Linked DNA regions of Homo sapiens: region 1 is linked to region 2. The links are chromatin loops, found by intact Hi-C in ENCODE. Cell type or tissue: A673. All regions are shown on one strand. Region 1 overlaps P4HA1 (prolyl 4-hydroxylase subunit alpha 1). Region 2 overlaps MCU (mitochondrial calcium uniporter).

Evidence for each region. Hi-C counts contacts between places; a loop is a spot of excess contacts. Peaks named below come from ENCODE experiments on the same cell type or tissue, not always from the same donor. Only the 100,000 strongest peaks of a DNase experiment are listed, where the experiment ranks them.
Region 1: it touches region 2 in a loop (3-fold over the local background); 9 of 110 quality-filtered maps call a loop at or near these places.

The regions. Positions count from the first base shown.
Region 1 is chr10:73,058,757-73,063,756 of GRCh38, forward strand. All of the region lies in intron 5 of P4HA1 (prolyl 4-hydroxylase subunit alpha 1), which reads right to left. Among named protein-coding and RNA genes, the nearest start is that of P4HA1, 36 kb to the right of the region's middle. In A673, a CTCF peak has its summit at 2,481; a DNase peak (open chromatin) is centred at 2,495.
Region 2 is chr10:72,692,576-72,697,575 of GRCh38, forward strand. The region is part of intron 1 of MCU (mitochondrial calcium uniporter); the gene reads left to right. Among named protein-coding and RNA genes, the nearest start is that of MCU, 2.9 kb to the left of the region's middle. RefSeq lists silencers at 1-45, 66-155 and an enhancer at 916-1,005. In A673, a CTCF peak has its summit at 2,079 (motif pointing right); no DNase peak of the experiment used is centred here; H3K4me3 peaks cover 1,169 bases; H3K27ac peaks cover 339 bases.

The DNA.
Region 1 (5,000 bases), 370 kb after region 2:
ACAGTATTTATAGTATGCTTTTTTTTTTTTTTTTTTTTGAGACGAAGTCTCACTCTGTTGCCCAGGCTAAAAATGCAGTGGTGCGATGGCTCACTGCAACCTCCGTGCCCCGCCGGGTTCAAGAAATTCTCGTGCCTCACCCTCCTGAGTAGCTGGGATTACAGGTGCCCACCACCACGCTCAGCTAATTTTTGTATTTTTAGTAGGGATGGTGTTTCACCATATTGGCCAGGCTGGTCTCAAACTCCTGACCTCAGGTGATCCACCCACCTTGGCCTCTCAGAGTGCTGGGATTACAGGTGTGAGCCACCACGCCCAGCCAGTACGCTATCTTTTGTGTTTATGTTGAGAGAATATAGGAGTAGATATATATTTGCTTGTATTTTAAAAAACTGGAAATAGTAAAACTAACAAAATGGTCACATAGAAAAAGGAAGGGAATAGGTTGAAAAGTATAAGAATGAAAGTGAGACTTCTATTAATGTACCTTATTAGTCTAGTTTGGACTGTCAAAGAATTTAAAAGTTTTACATAATTAAAAACAATAAATTGGCTGGGCATGGCGGCTAGAGCCTGTAATCCTGACACTTCGGGAGGCCAAGGCAGGAAGATCTCCTGAGCCAGGGAGTTCAAGACAACCCCGGGCAAAATAATGAGACAATATATTTAAAAAAAAAAAAAAAAAAAAAAAAAAAAAAAAAAAAAGGCTGGGCGCAGTGGCTCACGCCTGTAATCCCAGCACTTTGGGAGGCCAAGGCAGGTGGATCATGAGGTCAGGAGATCGAGACCAACCTGGCTAACATGGTGAAACCCCATCTCTACTAAAAATACAAAAAATTAGCCGGGCATGGTGGCGGGCGCCTATAGTGCCAGCTACTCAGGAGGCTGAGACAGGAGAATGGCGTGAACCCGGGAGGCAGAGCTTGCAGTGAGCTGAGATCACGCCACTGCACTCCAGCCTGGGCGACAGAGCAAGACTCCATCTGAAAAAAATAATAATAAAATAAAAATAAATAAAATAAAAAATAAAAAAAAATAGCCAGGTATGGTGGTACTTGCATGCCTGTAGGCCTAACTATTTGGGAGGCTGTGACAGGAGGATCCCTTGAGCCCAGGAGTTCAAGGCTGCACTGAGCTATGATCATGCCACTGCACTCCAGGCCGGGCAACAGAACAAGATATTGTTTCTAAAACAAACAAATGAAAACAATGAATCAAAAGAAAAAACGAGGACAATCCCTAAAAATCTGAGGAAATGAAATAAATGAACTCAACTGTATAACATGTTAAGGGCATAGCCACAAAGAGAAATGAATTACCTCAGATGTCTTTAAAACAAGATTTTGACTGATCATATCTAGAGTGATATATTTTAAGGATATAAAGTACAAAAAAACCTGTATTCAGTAGTCTTAATGTTATTAATAGTATGAATAAAATAGTATGAGTTAATAGTATGAATAAAAGAATAATCATGTTAATATCCTTAGGAACCAAATTTTCAGAAGAAAAGAGATATAAATATAAACCCTGTGGTTTTCAATTTGAACAATATGAACTTACATATTTCCTGTCTCTGTTTATGACAAACTATATAGCAATAATCACCCCTAGAACCTAGCTAGACTCTGCTGCTTAAATGTCATCCCTGTTCAAAGCAATCAAGCCTTGCCAGGCAAGGAGTGGAAAACCTGTAGTCCCAGCTACTCAGAAGGCTGAAGCAGGAAGATCACTTGAGCCCAGGAGTTCCAGGCTGTAGTGCACCATGATCGCATCTGTGAATAGCCACTGCACTCCAGCCTGAGCAACATGGCAAGAACCTATCTCTTAAGGGGGGAAAAAGAAGGGCCAAGGCTCATTGAAGAAATGCCTAGTTCCTACTCTGGAATAGAAACCTGGAAAAAAAACTGTGCCAGAAAGCAAGGAAGTTTCCTCTCTATCAAAGAATAATAACACAGTCAATTCAAAAAAACAAGCCTATCTAAAGATGCTCCCCACTGGCCTAAAATGGGATAATCTGAGATCAAAGTAATACTGAATAGGCTGAAATACAAAAAAAAAATAATAATATCCATATTCATGATATGTCATGAAAATTACAGATCACTACTAAAAATGGTTAGGACACCAACTCATTACTCTGAAAACTGATAAAGAAGACTAATTATAGACTTACCCTGCCTTTCCTATATATAGTTCAGGGTAACCAAATGGTTCATGAAGGATGTTCCTGTTTATAGAATTCCAGTTAATAAAAGTAAAAGGAATAATGGAATGAAAAAAATCATCATTTTGTAACCCCTAATGAAATAGTGGTTCTAGGCAATGATCATCAAAGGCTGCCAAAACCAGTAGATAAAACTTAAGGAGAACTTTATATGGAGGGATCAGGCTCTCATCACCTGAACCTCACTCATCAATCAGCATCATAAAAAGTGGGACAGGACATTAGGTGTTGGTTCACGCAGTTCAAAAGAAAGTTCATAGCGCCACCTATGGAGTTAATTTTAAAATTTAACTCGAATCTAATCAAGCCACAAGCTCTAACCAGTGTGTAGGAAACATAGGCATTAAAGGAACATGTTAACCACCAAAGTAGTCAACTCCAGAATGTGGAACATTCCACATAACATATGACTAGGTTTCCCCAGCTAACCAATGTCATAAAGAGAAAGAAAAAAAAGGAAAAGGGAATAAAAGGGACTTAACAGACATAATTTAAAAAAATACAACTGTAAAACAACAACTTTGAGATCACCAGAGAAATAATATTGACTGGGTATTAAATTATATTAAGGAAATACTGTCGATTTGTTAAGCAGGGAGATAGTAAGTGGTTATGTTACTTTTTTAAAAAGACCAGCTGGGCGCAGGTGACTTATACCTATAGTCCCAGCTACTTGGGAGGCTAAGGCAGGAGGAACACTTGAGCCCAAGAGTTCAAGGCTGCAGTGAGCTATAATGGTACCACTGCACTCTAGCCTGAGCAATAAAGTGAGACCCTGTCTCTAAAAAAAAATTAAAAATAAATTACAAAGACCTACTTGAGGCCAGGAATTCAAGACCAGACTGGGCAACACAGCAATAGCACATCTCTGCAAAAAATTTAAAAATCAGCCAGGTGTGGTGGCACGCACCTATAGTCCCAGCTGTTCAGGAGGCTAAGGCAGCAGGATGGCTTGAGTCCAAAAGTTCAAGGCTGCAGTGAGCTATGATCATGCCAATGCACTCCAGCCTGGCTGATAGAGTGAAATCTTGCCTCAAAAAAATAAATTTTAATAAAGACCTGATCAGTTAGATATGCATGTTGAATTATTTATGGATAAAATGACATGATGTCTAGGATTTGCTCTTAAAATACTCCAACAAAAATGACAGAAAGAAAGGGTGGAAGGAGTAGATAAACCAAGAATGACAAAATGTTTAAAACGTCTGGAGCTTGGTGATGGCATAGGTTCATTATGTTATTACCTTTATTTTTGTGTATGTGTGACATTTGATATTTTCCATAATAAAAGAAATTTTATAAATAATGGAAAAAGGAGAAAGTCATGTCCTACAGGGCTCTTTTTATGCTGTTACACAGAAAATCACATAGTTCCCTTTCTGACACTATAAAAAAAAAATGACAGGTATGTGAAAAAACAACAACAAGCCTACACAAGAAAATATGACTTCTCCAACAACATTTCTCTCAGAATATACAGTTCTGAGACTAAGTCAATATTATACTAGTATAATATTGTATTTGACCAGAAACTACTGGTCAAAGACAGACTAGCCTACATTTTCTCTGATAAAACACATAAAACTGTATATATTTATTAAGTGTCCGATAACATCACAAAGAAAACTGGTAGAGAAACAAACACAACAGTGGTTTCTTTAATAAATTTTGATTGAATACACTTCAAAGAGTCACTAAAATGCCCAGAACCGGACTTAGCTATAACCTATCCAATGGTGGTCACATATGTTTTTAAAAAGATGCTAACAGAAAAGGCATTTATGAGAAATAAATCAAAAGGAAGTAAAGTTATGGGCACGTTTTGCTAGTGATCAGACATTTGCAGACTACAGAAAAGCATGCCCTGGTCTGACAATGAGCTGTTGAATTCCAGTATCAAACAGAGTCCAAGCTTGGAGGTGTATGCACTGGAGGATCACATGACCCAATATAATCAAATATTCAAATCATACAATCATCTCCATTCACTTTTTTTTTCTGGCCCCATTAGTCACTTACAGGCAGTAACTGATTATCAGTATACTCCTAAAATGAAGATGAAGACCCACGTTTTGATGTTTTTCCCTTAAATAATTCTCTATCCCGCCTTCCACTCTAGGAAAGGATACTATCTTAGTGCATTTATGCTCCCATAACAAAATACCAAGGACTGGATAATTTATAAAAAAACAAATTTATTTTCTCACAGTTCTAGAGGCTGGGTAGTCCAAGATTCAAAGCACCAGCGGGTTCAATTGTCTAGTGAGGGCTGCTCTCCACTTCCAAGATGGCACCTTGTTGCTGCATCCTCCAGAGGGGAAGAATGCTATGTCCTCACATGGTGAAGGCTGAAGGGCAAGAGAGCTAGTGGCTGCATAAAGCCTCTTTCATAAGGGCCTTAAATCCCATTCCTGTAGGCCCCACCTCTTAATACCATCACACTGGCCATGAAGTTTCACCACCTAAATTTTGGATGGACATAGTCCAACAACAGCAGATGCTAAGAAACTAACTTCTTAATAGTTTAACATGAGTTAGTTCCAGAAACTAAAGATGCATATTAAATTTTGACAATGCTATTATTTTTTCGGTTACGAGAACTAGTAAACTGAGAAGATGAGCTCATAATGCAGCAATTATAAATGTTTCTCTTAGGGACATGCAAAACACATAAGATGACAGTATGCCATTAATCCACGCAGATAGCACCAATAATTTTTTTTACATGACTTGATATTCTGGCAACATTATTTGAACATGCATGGCAGAGATA
Region 2 (5,000 bases):
TTGAACCTCTCCCCGACTCGCCCCCAATCGCGTTCCCTCCCTTCTTCGTTCTTAACAGCCCTGCCCCAAGGCTCCCTGAACGGAGCCAGATGGAAGTTGTCCCCTTTCCCTCCTCCTCCGGGCGGGTTGGGGAGTTCTGAGTTGCCGCGGCCGCCTTGTGTGTGCCAGGAGAGTGGCAGTGCCATGCTGCTGGGAGCTGCCCCGGAGAGCAGCCCAGGACCCCGGCGGGGCCGCCCCTCGTCCTCTCTCGTCCCCGAGGGGTCGGGCAGGAAGGAAAATCAAACTTTATTCCCCTCTGTGACTTCCTCTGTGTGTGTGCATGGGGAACCGGCTCCCTCGAGATGGATGCTGCATTGCTTCAGGAGGCAAGCTTCATCCTCTTGGGTCCTTAAAGGTGCTTTTGGGGGTCCTTTCGAGGGCTACTGTATAAGCGTGTTCACGCGTGCCTGAAGCGGGAAGGGTGGTCAGCAGGCACAGGAGAAGCGAATATGGTAAGTTGTTGACAGAGGCAGAGATTTGGTGGTTGTATTAACCAGTTGTTGCTGGGTTTCATTGGCTGGCAGAAAAAGAGGATTTCTGTTTGAACACTCTTGGGTGAGTGTGTGTGTGTGTGTGTGTGTGTGTGAGAGAGAGAGAGACAGAGTGTGAGAGAGATTTCTTTTTTCAATTGCAAGAGATGAATTTGGCATGGAGTTCTTAACCTAACAAGTCAGGAGGTTTCCTTCCCTTGGACTTTCTAGACCTATATGTGTTGGTCTCTGGCCAGCTCTGAGGGAAAGAATGTAGGTTTTATTTGCTGGGGCTGAGTTGTATAGTGTGATTATTGGAGGATCACTGCAAACAGCTTGATAGGAGAAACTACAATAGTACCTTCAACCCTCAATAAACACATCGCCTGCCTTGTTCTGATCATAACTCTTAAGAGGAAACTGAACTGGAGCTCTTCGGAGAGGATACTCCTAAGGCCAATGACAGCATCAAAATCGAGTGCCTGAAAGATCTATGAAAAGACCTAATGCTCTGCAAAAGCAAGGTTGTATTGTTATTATTAGTCATAGGTATGGACCCTATCCTCATTCTTGTGAGAAGATTGTACCTCTTTTTATTTGGCATACTGGCATATTGCTTTGCTGAAGCTTTTGGGTGACAGCCAAGAGCTTTTCCACAGTTCAATTTAATTTGCATGTTTCATAGCCTCTAGTTATGTGTTTTGTTCTCTTAAAAACATAAGGCCACCCCAAATTTTGATTGCATTCCCCTTTCCGTCGAACTACTTAAAGGCTTCCCAAGTTGTCCTTAAGTCCATATTTTGATAAGACATCTTCTGACTTTGCACAGTTTTTAAGACTGTTTGGGTGTGATATTCATTTAGCATTTTAAAAAATTTGTGCCTTGTATATTTTCCACTATGCAAATTTGTCAGGCTGTGAGTGTCTCCCTTGTGGGGATACTTCACGAAGGTGTTCTCTGTGCTATTCTAGGGTGGGTAAAAATGAAGTGCTGAATTTGTAACTGAAAGCACAATTAAAACGAAGTGTTATTTCTAAAGGGCAGGAATGTTATGGGAATGGTGACTTGTACATGAATTTAGAATTGTAAGATTTTGAAAAAAATTGAACCTGATTATTTAAAGTGTATAAACATTTTATTTTTCTACAATTCTTCTGAAGCCATCATGTATACAGCTGTTTCCATAGGATAGTCTGTGATTCTTTACAAGAAATTCCATTTAAAAGATATTGAGGCCCTAAAAAGAGAGAGACTTGGCCAAGGTTACGTTAGCTAATACGTAAGTTTTAGGACTCCCACTCATCTGAGATATTCTCACCTCTTATTGTGTTCTTTTCATTGTAAAGTGCAAATGCTCCTTTACATCTCTCTCCTCCCTTATAAAATTTACTATTGTCCATTATGAAAGTATTGCTATTTCAAAACCCCATGAATGGGAATTCTCCTGTAAGTAGGTGTTGATTTGAGTACATATATTAGGTGAATATGGGAGCAAACAACTTACCAGAAAGAATAGATGTTCTGGTAAAGGTCCCTGAGAGACACTAAGGTTGAATCTTGCTTGGGAGACATCCTGTGTATGTGCAGCAGATGGCAGTCTGCATTGGAATGGATCACAAGTCCAGTTTGTGCCACTTTTGTTCCGCTGTATGGTATGGTAAATTACAACCAGGGGGGCATAACCAGTTACAGCACTGCCTAATTTTTTAAGTGAGAAATTCATCTTTTCCAAGTTTCGAGAATGAGTCCAAAGCAATACAGTAGCTCAGCTAGTTGGTAAGTGCAATTATGAAGTTATAAACTTAGTTTGTCTCTTCCCCCTTCTCCATTAGTATGTCATTCAACTGAGTAAATAAGAGTAAAGGTACAGGGGCTTATTCAATATTTTTAGCACCATCTAGTGTAATTTTTTTCCTTCTCTCCGGCTTGTGACTGTAACCAAAACTGATGTAAAATGTTTGTTGCCTGCTTTTCTGTATGGTTAGTGAAGGTGGCTGCTATTTTTAAGTATGATTCTTCGAAGAGGAACTGCCTTTCATTGTGAGCTGTGTAATTCCATTGCTAAAACAAACTATTTCGTCTCTGATTATGACAGCCCCACTGTTGGCATTTTCTAGCAGTTAACGGCTATGCTGAATTACTACATCTTTTACTTAAGTCTGTCATTGTCCTGTTACAGTTTGTGGCTGACTTGCTCTACTTTACACATCACAGTTCTTTTGGCAATGACATTGTTTCAGCTTAACCTGAAAGTTTTAACAGGTTACACTGCCTGACACAGAGGCAGGTCCTAACTCTTTAATTGAGTTCCTCATAGTCTGGCCCAATCTTATTATGCCAGATTCATCCCAGCACAAATACTCTGTTGTACTTAAGCTAGTCTCTGCACTGTCCCATACATTCATACTAAACCTTTATGGATTTTTTGTAGCTGAATTTCAGCCTTTATCACCCCTAATCACTCCTCTAGCCTTTAAGGTTCATTTCAGGTTACAGACTGTGATGTACAATTCCTTTTGAATCTAACATTCGCACTTTACACATGAGGAAACCTAATAAACTGAGGAAAGTCACTTGTTAAGTTATGTTTGTGGTTATGAACAGACCAAGGATTAAAATTCCTTTACTTTTTTTTTTTTTTTTGATACAAGGTCTTGCTTTGTCACCCAGGCTGGAGTTCATTGACACTGTCACAGCTCACTGCAATCTTGAACTCCTGGGCTCAAGCTCTCCTCCCACCTCGGCCTCCCCAAGTAATGTGCACCACCATGCCCAGCTAATTAAAAAAATTTTTTTGGCTGGGTGCGGTGGCTCACACCTGTAATCCCAGCAACTAGGGAGGCTGAGGCGGGCAGATCAGGGGGTCAGGAGTTGGAGACCAGCCTGGCCAACATGGTGAAACCTCGTCTCTACTAAAAAGACAAAAATTAGCTGGGCATGGTGGCAGGCGCCTGTAGTCCCAGCTACTCGGGAGGCTGAGGCAGGAGAATCACTTGAAACTAGAAGGCGGAGGTTGTAGTGAGCCAAGATCATGCCACTGCACTCCAGCCTGGGCGAAAGAGCGAAACTCCGACTCAAAAAAAAAAAAAAAAAAAAAAAATTTTTTTTTTTTTTTTTTTTTGGTAGAGACAGGGTATTTCTACCAGGCTGGTCTTGAACTCCTGGACTCATCTTCCCAAAGAGCTAGTATTATATACGTAAGCCACTACGTCTGGCCAAAAATTCCTTTAAATGGAGATGGATTCAAGAATTCCTAGTGTGAAGATCTGGCCTAAAATTCCTTTAAATGGAGACAGATTCAATAATTCCTAGCGTGAAGATGATACTTTCAGGGATAATTTCTATAATTCGTTACTAGAAAAGTTTCTCTAAATGTGTAGAGAAAAAAACATTTCCTAGTTTGAATCTTGATTTGTGTAATTCCTGGCTCTTAACCCTTTTCTATTGTTGTCTTCTGTCCTCTCTGAATTCTGATGGGATTTATTATCTTTAGGACACAAATTGACACCGACATGATTTCTAAATGTTTTATTTGTGGGCATCTAATCTTAACTGGGGAGATAAAGCAATGATGTGTATCTTATTACCTTTGTGGCTCATAGACTCTAGCACAATGCTGGGTACATAGGTGACACTCAGACAAGCATTAGTTAGCTATGCACCCCTTTTTCTGCTTGCTAGGGAAAAGATATGCCCTTTATCTCCTCTCCCTATCCCCCTACCCCCAGTTTGGCTTGCTTAATAGCCTTCCTTAGGTAGCCACATTTGGAGAATTCCTTTAAGCTTAGTATTGCCAGTGCTGTCTTTGGTTGTATATTACACTTCTTTATGGTGGATTGATGGAAAGAGTTGGTACCATTGGATTAGCTCAGCAGTGGTCATTAGCTTTCTGACAATAGCCAGCAAAAGTATAATAATTACCCAGATTATTACAAGTATATGTTTGAATCAGATTCCACATTTGTTGGTTTATTCTATATTAAGATTTTGAGAGTTCTGGATAAATATGTTTAAGAACAGACTTCTTCTATTTATTTATGTATTTATTTTAGATGGAGTGTTGCTCTGTTGCCCAGGCTGGAGTGCAGTGGCGTGATCTCGGCTCACTGCAACTTCCACCTCCTGGGTTCAAGTGATTTTCCTGTCTCAGCCTCCCAAGTAGCTGGGCATATAGGCGTGTGCCACCATGCCTGGCTAATTTTTGTATTTTTTGTAGAGACTGGGTTTCGCCATGTTGGCCAAGCTGGTCTCGAACTCCTGGCCTCGGGTAACCCACCTGCCTCGGCCTCCCAAAATACTGAGATTACAGGCATGAGCCACTGCACCCAGGCCAGACTTCTATTTTTTTTTTTTTTTTTTTTTTTTTGAGACAGATTCTCGCTCTGTTGCCCAGGCTGGAGTGCAGTGGTGTAATCTCGGTTCACTGCAACCTCCGTCTCCCTGGTTCAAGCGATTCTCCTGCCTCAGCCTCCCAAGTAGCTGGGATTACA